Regions from separate parts of the Homo sapiens genome. Here region 2 is linked to region 1. A link is a loop called in an ENCODE intact Hi-C map of the cell type or tissue named here. Cell type or tissue: transverse colon. All regions are shown on one strand. Each heading gives the region's core, and the rest is flanking DNA. Links, peaks and the distances in the headings are about the cores only. Region 1 has its middle 41 kb from the start of NPAS3. Region 2 overlaps AKAP6 (A-kinase anchoring protein 6).

Region 1 (4,400 bases), core at 112-4,111:
GAACTGCTCATGAGAGACTAAATCTCAGAAACTCTTCTTTTGTGCAAATCCATCTTCCAACATATTCACATGTATCCCCGTGCCCTGTGATCATGGTGATTAGGCATCCCAACAGTGATTCTCCAAGAAATAAATACTTAACAATTTACATGCAGAAAAAGTTATCAGAGGAAGCAAACCCCAAACCCCTGGTTCCTGGGCACCATTTCTTCATTTCTTAGTCATAATGGAAAGTGACCCATTCAGAGGAATACTTTATCTAACAAACATAATAACAGAGTCACTGGACCTCGAAAATATTGATCCACCTGCTCTGTGAAGGAGTTGTTGTCCTCTGAGTCTGTTCCCTTTAAAGCTGATGCCACTGAGGCAGAGAGATGTGTGAGATGCTGGAGTGCTTGTGGCTCTTGGAATATTATTAGAGCTCCTAAAGGTGTACATCAACCACGTACCCACAAAAATTTTTAAATAAAAAAAATTAGATCTCCTGATTCACTGTCAGTGAAGTTTTTGCAGACCAGTTGGGGAACTGAGCCGCATTCCTAAAAACACTGTCAGGGAAAGAGTAAATACTACATTTCAGACACCTTACATATATACTGACTCTCGGAAGTGGCCCACTTGTAAATCAGAAGTATCCAGGATTATTCTTCTGAGGTCAATCATTTTTCAGTTTGGTTGAGAAACAGAAGTTAGGCTGAAACTGAAGTTAGGCTGAGTAATTTCTGCAACAGTTTCAGAGACCAAAATGAGGAGAAATTCGCAGACATGTCTAGTCTACAGATTATTCACCTCATTCATCCTGCAGATTGTTATTTTGTTTATATATAGACTTACTTGTTTAAAAAAATGAGCCAAAGCATTGCTCCAAGTGAAATTTTAAATGTGAACATTAAAAAAAAAATCCTTTTGGGTAGGCAGGACAGTAGATTTTAACGGAGTTCTTCTATGACTCAATGGAAAGAATCAGTTCTAACACTACTGTCACCATCCCAGTGTTCAGATAAACATCATTTTAAACTTCATGTTTTGCACATCTTGTACTTGTAGAGAAGAAAAAGGAAATGGAAAAGGGAGCTTCAATCTGAAGGTGTGTGGCTGACTTTGGCACTTAGGAAGTTTCTCTGCTCTATTTTCTCTGTTTATGAATGCTGCTTCTCGATGTATTTTTACACTGAACATTTTAAAAACAGATTTATTTTAATAGAGAAACAACAGAAAAAATTTAAGACACCATTAATACACTTCCGGGATAGAGCAAAGTGTTCATGCAAAATGAACATACATTAGAGGAAATGTAACCTTTCTCAGGATGGACTTCCCACATAAATCCTCCCCTTTCTCCGGAGGCTGTGCGACAAATATCTTGGCTGTCAAGTCAGAAAGCTTTTGATATGGGTCCCGAGGCAAATTACATATTTTTATACCATTTTTCTCATTTCTAAAATGAGGATAACACCACCTTCGTACTCTACAACACAGTGAAAACTGAAAATTAAAAATAAATAATAAGTAGTTCCAATTTTTTAGAGGTATGCTCTAAAAGATCAGTCTTTAAATTCAAAGACCACAGGACCATTTGACTGTAACTTTTAAATGCCTGAGCAGGTGAGTTCTAGTTCTTTTGAATATCCAAAGCATTTTCCCTCCTTTCTTTTAATCAATAAGCTTATTAATTTTGGAGATTTACTCTGTTCTCACAAGCCTATGATGCACTTCTACATACATTATTTCATTTGCTCCTCAACGCAGCTCCGTGAGGTAGACCTGACTTTTTTTTCAGTGAAGAACTGAAGGACAGAGAAGCTACTATCTTGACCGAAACTTATAACCTGGCGGCAGTGGTGGTCAGCCTTGAACCTAGGTCTGTGAGGTCAAATTGTCATGCAGTTAGTGCAATCTCCTGGCCGGACACAGCCATTTCATCATTAGGAAGAAGGCGGCCATGCTTTTCTTTATCCCTCTCACTTCCAGAGCCACATTAAAACCCACCAGAATAATGGGATGAGTTTTCCGGAAGGGGGAAGTGTACATGGATATATCACAAACAGAACAGAGATTCCATACAGGAAGCCCTGGAGTTTTACAAAGCTCGACTAAGAATTGCTAGTCATTCCTCTGTTACCTTATTTGTTCCAAACATTTTTTTTCAGACAATCAAATGGGGGATGGGAGCAGGAGGGAATGAGCAAGAAAGAAATGCCAGTAATCACGGTGAATAACAGTCGTAGGGGTGAAGTGACAGCTCAAGGTTTTACTGTTGTCATAAAAGTGGTGCAGTTTTAGAGCTTTAAGATGAGCAAATCTCTGGGGTCTATGTCCACCGTGGTTCTAATAGCATTAGAAAGGGGGAGTTGGTATAAACAATAACAAGATTTATGTTAGTGCAAACTGCTGACTATTGACTCTGATTCTGAAGAGAGGAGAAAAGAGAAAGCGAAACTAAACCAGATTCCTGTTATGTCCCTATTTATGGGAAAGTGAGAAACTTGACCGATTCTAGTGGACATTAACAACGGGAAGGCAAGCAACGGAGTCTAATGCCTTAAGATTATAGTCAGTAGAAATAAAATGGAAAAAGAGGACAATAAAAAAAGCTGTGGTGTGACTGTTTTGAACTGAAAGTTTCTAACCACAGAAAGGAGCTGACCAAAAGTAGCTGGACTAGGACAGTTGTATGCCCAGAGGAACAGAGATTTTGAAATCCTACTTTGTGGAACAGAACACCTAACCAAAACTGGCTACCAGTAGAAAATAAAGCCCCAAACAGTCTTTCCTGCTGACGTGTCTTTTAGTTTGTAAAATGTTTTTGAAACGGAAGACTTAGGATTCGCCTTCACTACCTGGACTTGACTTTTATGCCAAATTAACATATAAAGATGTCATCTCCCTCCCTTTTTTGTCAACAAAAAGGAGACAGAACCAGGCTCTTCTCCTCTTTACAGTTCATTATCTATTACGAGAGGTACTTTTCTACCCCGAGGAAACTTCCCATTGGGTTTATGATTATTATTGAACTATCACAAACATTTTGGCTTCATCAGTTTATATTAACAATCTCATTAGCTCAGATAGATATTTTCAGCAACAAAAAAATGACCCTTATTGTATTATTTTAGGTGGGAAGTCCATCTTTTTAAAAACAACCACATTATTATAAAAACAAATATGTAGGAAAGAAGTCTTTGGCCACAGGAGGGAACTTAACCAAAGTTCCATTGACAGATCTTAGTACAGTAAAAAAGAATTCAAGCTTAAGACAGAGAACTGAAAATTGAGCACAAGATCTGCTCCCATAATCTGGGAATTTTATGACCTCCCTAAAGGAAAGAGTATGTGGTCTGTTAAATCTGATAATAAAATATCTCCTTGAGGCCTTCAAATGTAATGTGTCGGATGCTCAATCCATTCGGTACAGGCCAATTGGACAGCTGTCAGCCCCCCCAATTCCAGGGTAGTCCTTCTGGTGTTATTGCCACAGTATACAGCCTTCAGAAAAAGGATGCAAACTATAAAGCCAATGAAATATTACAAATATTAGGATAGAAATATTCGTTCATTATATATTTATTAAATGTAACTGAATATTATACCTATATATCTACTTTTCTATATAGGACCTGGAAAGATAGAAATTAAATTTTTAAGTGGTTATCTATGGAGTGTGACATTGGTAAGCAGTCTTTATTTTTTATTTTGTGTATTACTGTATTGATTTTTTTTACAGTGAGAATTTATTAATTTAGCAATTTAAAAAAGCCAAGACAGTTTTTCTTTCCTAAAGAACATATTAGGTAATAGGAGACCAAAAAAAAAAAAAAAAATCTGGTTGTCTCAGACAAGCTCAGTGCACAGTTAAAACTAATTATTTTGGGGTGATCTTGTGGCTAAGAAATCATGATGTGAGAAAGATTATTTTTATATTTACTAGAACATCTCTATAAATTCACTACTTTGTCCTAATTTTTATTGTCTTTGAGATTCATTTAGATTCGAGTAGTTAGCAATTATTTCTGCCTCAGGAGGATAAATTATTACCCTAGGTAAAGCAAGTCAGAACCATTACTAAGGGTTCATCTCAACCAAAGAACATGTTAGAGTACCAATTCTAGAGATGCATGTTGTAAAAAGATCACTCTGATGGTTTGAGATTGGAAGCTCATCATCAAGAAGTAGAATAATAGCAAGACCATAGCTTTTGTGCAAGATCATGATCAACACTAAGCTACTTAGAAAACTGGAGTATTTGGGGCCTGGAGCCCTCTGTATCCTGACATGTGCAGTCTCACACTGAACAAAGCAGGTGTTTAAATACACAAATTTCCTGTGAGAATGGAGACAAATAACCAGAGTGCAGTTAGATTTGTTTGTTTGGCAATATTTTTTAAATATGTAGTAGA
Region 2 (4,400 bases), core at 253-4,252, 85 kb after region 1:
GTTTTAAAGTAAGTTTTATAACAGTAAAAATTGCCTTTGTTCTCAAAAGGGATCAGGGACAAAAGGGAGTCCAGTAATGGGAAGCAGGGGTTTTCTTCCCATAAATAAACTTCATGAGGACAGGTACTCTGACTGTCCTGTCTCCACTAGAGCCCCAGTACTTAAAATAGTGCCTGGCATGAAGCAGCTTCTTAAAAAGTGATTACTGATTGCCCAGGCATGGTGGCACATGACTGTAGTCCCAGCTACTCGTAAGGCTGAGGCAGGAGGACTGCTTGAGCCCAGGAGTTCAAGGCTGTAGTGAGCTATGATTGTACCACTGCATTCCAGCCTGGATGACACAGTGAGACCCTGTCCCCAAAAAATAAAAAAGAAAGAAAGGAAAAATTTACTGAGTGATCTGAAGGAAAAAAGTAAAAAGACTTGCCTGTTGTCTCAAGAACTGTTGAAGGGATCTGGAGAAAGGTTCTGAGGGTAAACTGTGCTGTGGCAAAATCACGTGGAAAATCCCTGACTTTCAACTGGTGCAAACTCTCAGTTGTAAAAGCTAATAGCCTCAAAAACATGTTTCATGAAAGAAGCCAGACATAATAAAGTCATATATTGTATGATTCCATTTATATAAAGTATCCAGAATAGGTAAATCTGCAGAGATGAATGAGACTGGTACTTTCCAGGGCCTGCGGGCGGGGAGGAAGGAATGGGATGCAACTGCTTTACAGGCTTGGGGTTTCCTTTTGGAGTGATGATAATGTTTGGAAGAAGTGGTGGTTGCACAACATGGTGAATGCCACAGAACTGCTCACTTTAAAATGATTTTAAAACTACTAAATGCCACAGAACTGCTCACTTTAAAGTGATTAACTTTATGTGAATTAAGGGAAAGCCACTGAATAAACGAAGAGAAAATCATCTGTAACCTTAGAGAGGGCAGGTGCTAGAGGCCAGTGCATGAAGAAACAAGTACAGGATGTGCTAGAAGGTAGCCTGAAAAAGTCCAGCTTCTCTGGCAAAATTTGAGTTGAAATTAGGAGTGTGGCCCTGTCAGGTACTGTTCAACACCTTGTTTGTCCCAGCACCAGTCTTGGAAGGAGAACACAATTGGAGAAACCACAGAGGTCATAGAATGTACAGGAAACCCTTCAATTGTTCTAATACCTCTACCCTCAAAGCACAGTAGCCCATCTCAACTCTACATAACAACCGCCCCCTGCAAAAAAAAAAAAAAAATCCTATCACTTTTGAATTTGATTTTGTGTGTGAAGAATAAGTTGCAAAGACCTTGAATGTTCTATAAACAGGATGATTGTGAAGTTGTAGGAAGGAATTCCGAGAAGAAAGAGCAATACAAAAAAATATAAGGATTTCTTTTCTTCCCTTTCTTACTGTAACTTCAGGTTCACTGGAGGGGCTGCCCACATAAGTGCTATTTTGATTAAGAAGCTGTGGTATAATAGGAAATATATTTGGCCTTTGTCCCAGTTCTCTGGCACAGAGCCCCTAAAGCCCTCGGAATTTCCTAAGCGATAGAATACCTTTTGTTATTCATAATGGCCCCTTTTGATCACAACAGAGTTTATGCTAATGAGAAAATTTAGGGCAGGGTCCTGAGATAGCCTCAGGTTGGGGGTGGTCACCAGAAAGACCAAGTGATTAGAGGGCTGGAACTTTCAGCTCCACCGAAGGACCTCTGGGAAAGGGGTTGGGGGGGGGGGTAGGGTTAGAGATGAAAACTGTAACTACTCTTCTTGAACAAAGAGATTTGATGAACTTCTAGGTTGCAGAACACCTGGAGATGCTAGGTGGGTAAGGTACCTGGAGAAATGTGGAAGCTTTGCCCGCCCCCTTACCCTGCACATTTCTTTTACGTCTGGTTTTTCTTGAGTTGTATCTTTAAATAAACTGGTAAATGTGAGTAAAGTGTTTCCTTGAGCTCTTCTAGCAATTCTAGCAAGTTATGGCTAGAATAACCTAAGGAAGGGTTGTGGGAATTTACAGCCCGTGGGTCAGAAGGATGGGAAATTGCGTGATTGGCATCTGAAGTGAAGGCAGTCTTGTGGGACTGAGCCCTTTCCCGTATGGGATCTGATGCTAACTCCAGATAGACACTGTCAAAGTTGGATTAAATAGTAGAACACCCAGCTCATGTCCAGAGAGCAGACAGTAGCTTGGTGTAAAAAAACCCCACACATTTGCTGTCTGAGTGTGTGCAGAGAAACTTTTAAGTGTGTGTAGAGAAACTTTTTATAGAGAAGCAATATATTTGTGCCAATAAATCAAAGAATTAGATACTGTCATAATTTCTAAAGAATTCTCAGGTGCAATAACCTCAGTGTTGATAGTATTATAGGTAGGTGGCAACAGATGAATCCCTTGCATCAGGCTCTGTTTTTCTTAAGCAAGTTAATTCTTGTGCAAATCATTATTCATAGTTGTTAAGCATCTACTGTAGAAAAAAGTTACTTTCCCACCTAACTCTGAATGTTTCACTAGAAGTAACTTGAAAAATAATCTACTTTTCACTGGCAAATAAATTATCTTGACTGTTGCTTTACATGTCAACACACTGAAATTTTTATTACACTGAGAAGAGCCTGAATAGGAGAACTGGTTTATTTTTTGTTTCTCAGTCACTATATTTGGTGTTTCCCTGGAATTTCCCCCCAGAGTTTCAAGAAAGTACCTAAATGTAGGACTGTTTAAAATGAATTTTTTAAAAATTTAGGAAGAGTTTTTCAATTAAAAGAATTTCTCTTTCTTACCTCTTTAGTATTACATAGAACTGAAACAAATAAAAGAAAGTTCAAGAGAAAAATAACATCAATGAAGTTGTAAAAATCCCAACTGCAATGAAATGGTGGCATTTTCTTCATTCTACCACATGGTAAATCTGTTTGAATGACAGTGACAGAACCACATGCAAAGTTGCATACATTCTTTTCTCCCAATGATAATATCTGGCCCCATTTTTTTTCCTGACATTGCTCAGGGATTGACATAACATGTGAGTTTTATACCCCTGGATGTAATTTTTGCCTCACCTTTGCCTAAGGGAAAAGTATACCCTTCTCCCTCCTTTATGAAAATGATCTTACGTTAATAAAAACTTACATTTTTTAAAACCTACAATGCATATTGGTAGAAAAGAGAAGGTGAATAGTCATGTAAACAAGTGAAGTTTTCTAACATACGAATTTTCCTGTGAGATAGACATAAGGTCCCAACTTGCAAACTCAGTTTCAAGAACACAAGATTCTTGGCATGATCCCGAGGTAGTCGAAGGTACAAGGAGAGCTTTGCCAACATGTGGGTTTACCTGAAAAGCCTTATATCAGATAATAGAGTTCACTCACGTTTAGGAACCGTGCCCTTTACAGTTCTGATATAAGGCTTCTCAAGTAAAAAAGCAACTGTCCACTCTCCAGACATGAGCTGGGTGTCTTACTATTTAATCCAACGTTGACACTATCTATCTGGAGTTAGTATCAGATCCCATACGTGAGAGGGCTCAGTCCCACAAGACTGCCTTCACTTCAGATGCCAATCACGCAAGTCCCCATCCTTCTGACCCATAGTTACAGTTGTAACCTAACCATGGGAACATATTTTATTTATTGAGAGCCTCTTGTGTCTTCATTCTCAATGAGGACAAATTGGGAGCCAACATTATGTCATTACTGTTCTTGTTTGCTCCTCTCAAATAAATAGAGTATGATTTTTGTTGTTTTTTAATAATGAGACTATGATTACAAGTCATTCAGAGAAAAAAAATAAAATGTTGGTCAGTTTGAATTAGCAAATTAAGAATGACCAAAAATGGCACACATTATCTTAGTCTGTTTTTCAACTTTTTTTTTTTTTTTCCTGAGACGGAGTCTCGCTCTGTCACCCAGGCTGGAGTGCAGTGGCGCAATCTCGGCTCACTGCAAGCTGCGCCTCCCGGGTTCATGCCATTCTCCTGCCTCAGCCTCCCCAGTAGCTGGGACAACAGGCGCCCACCACCATGCCCGGCTAATTTTTTGTATTTTTAGTAGAGACGGGGTTTCTCCATGTTAGCCAGGATGGTCTCGATCTCCTGACCTCGTGATCTGCCCACCTCAGCCTCCCAAAGTGCTGGGATTACAGGTGTGAGCCACCGCACCCAGCCAATCTCTTTTTCATCTTAACTAAGCCTGTCAAGGAAACTTGTCTTGCTTTCCTCATGCTTATCATTTGATTGGCCCAGGGTTTAAGCTAATTAATAGGTGGGTCAGCTATGAGTCATTTTCTTAAGATGGTCTAATCCTTGTTCTACATCTGATTTTATTTCATTTAACGTATCTGTGCTTTAATAGCCTCTCATAAAGATAACTGCTTTTAGATTTAGAGGAGATTAAAAAGCCTCAGAATTGCCAGAACAC

What was found. Peaks named below come from ENCODE experiments on the same cell type or tissue, not always from the same donor. Only the 100,000 strongest peaks of a DNase experiment are listed, where the experiment ranks them.
Region 2: it touches region 1 in a loop (5-fold over the local background); 1 of 110 quality-filtered maps calls a loop at or near these places.

What each region holds. Positions count from the first base shown.
Region 1 is chr14:32,895,413-32,899,812 of GRCh38, reverse strand. No RefSeq gene overlaps it. Among named protein-coding and RNA genes, the nearest start is that of NPAS3, 41 kb to the left of the region's middle. In transverse colon, for the core only: no CTCF peak of the experiment used is centred there; no DNase peak of the experiment used is centred there; H3K4me3 peaks cover 1,220 bases; H3K27ac peaks cover 1,414 bases.
Region 2 is chr14:32,810,705-32,815,104 of GRCh38, reverse strand. The region is part of intron 12 of AKAP6 (A-kinase anchoring protein 6); the gene reads right to left. Among named protein-coding and RNA genes, the nearest start is that of NPAS3, 130 kb to the left of the region's middle. RefSeq lists enhancers at 1,213-1,942, 1,943-2,672. In transverse colon, for the core only: no CTCF peak of the experiment used is centred there; no DNase peak of the experiment used is centred there.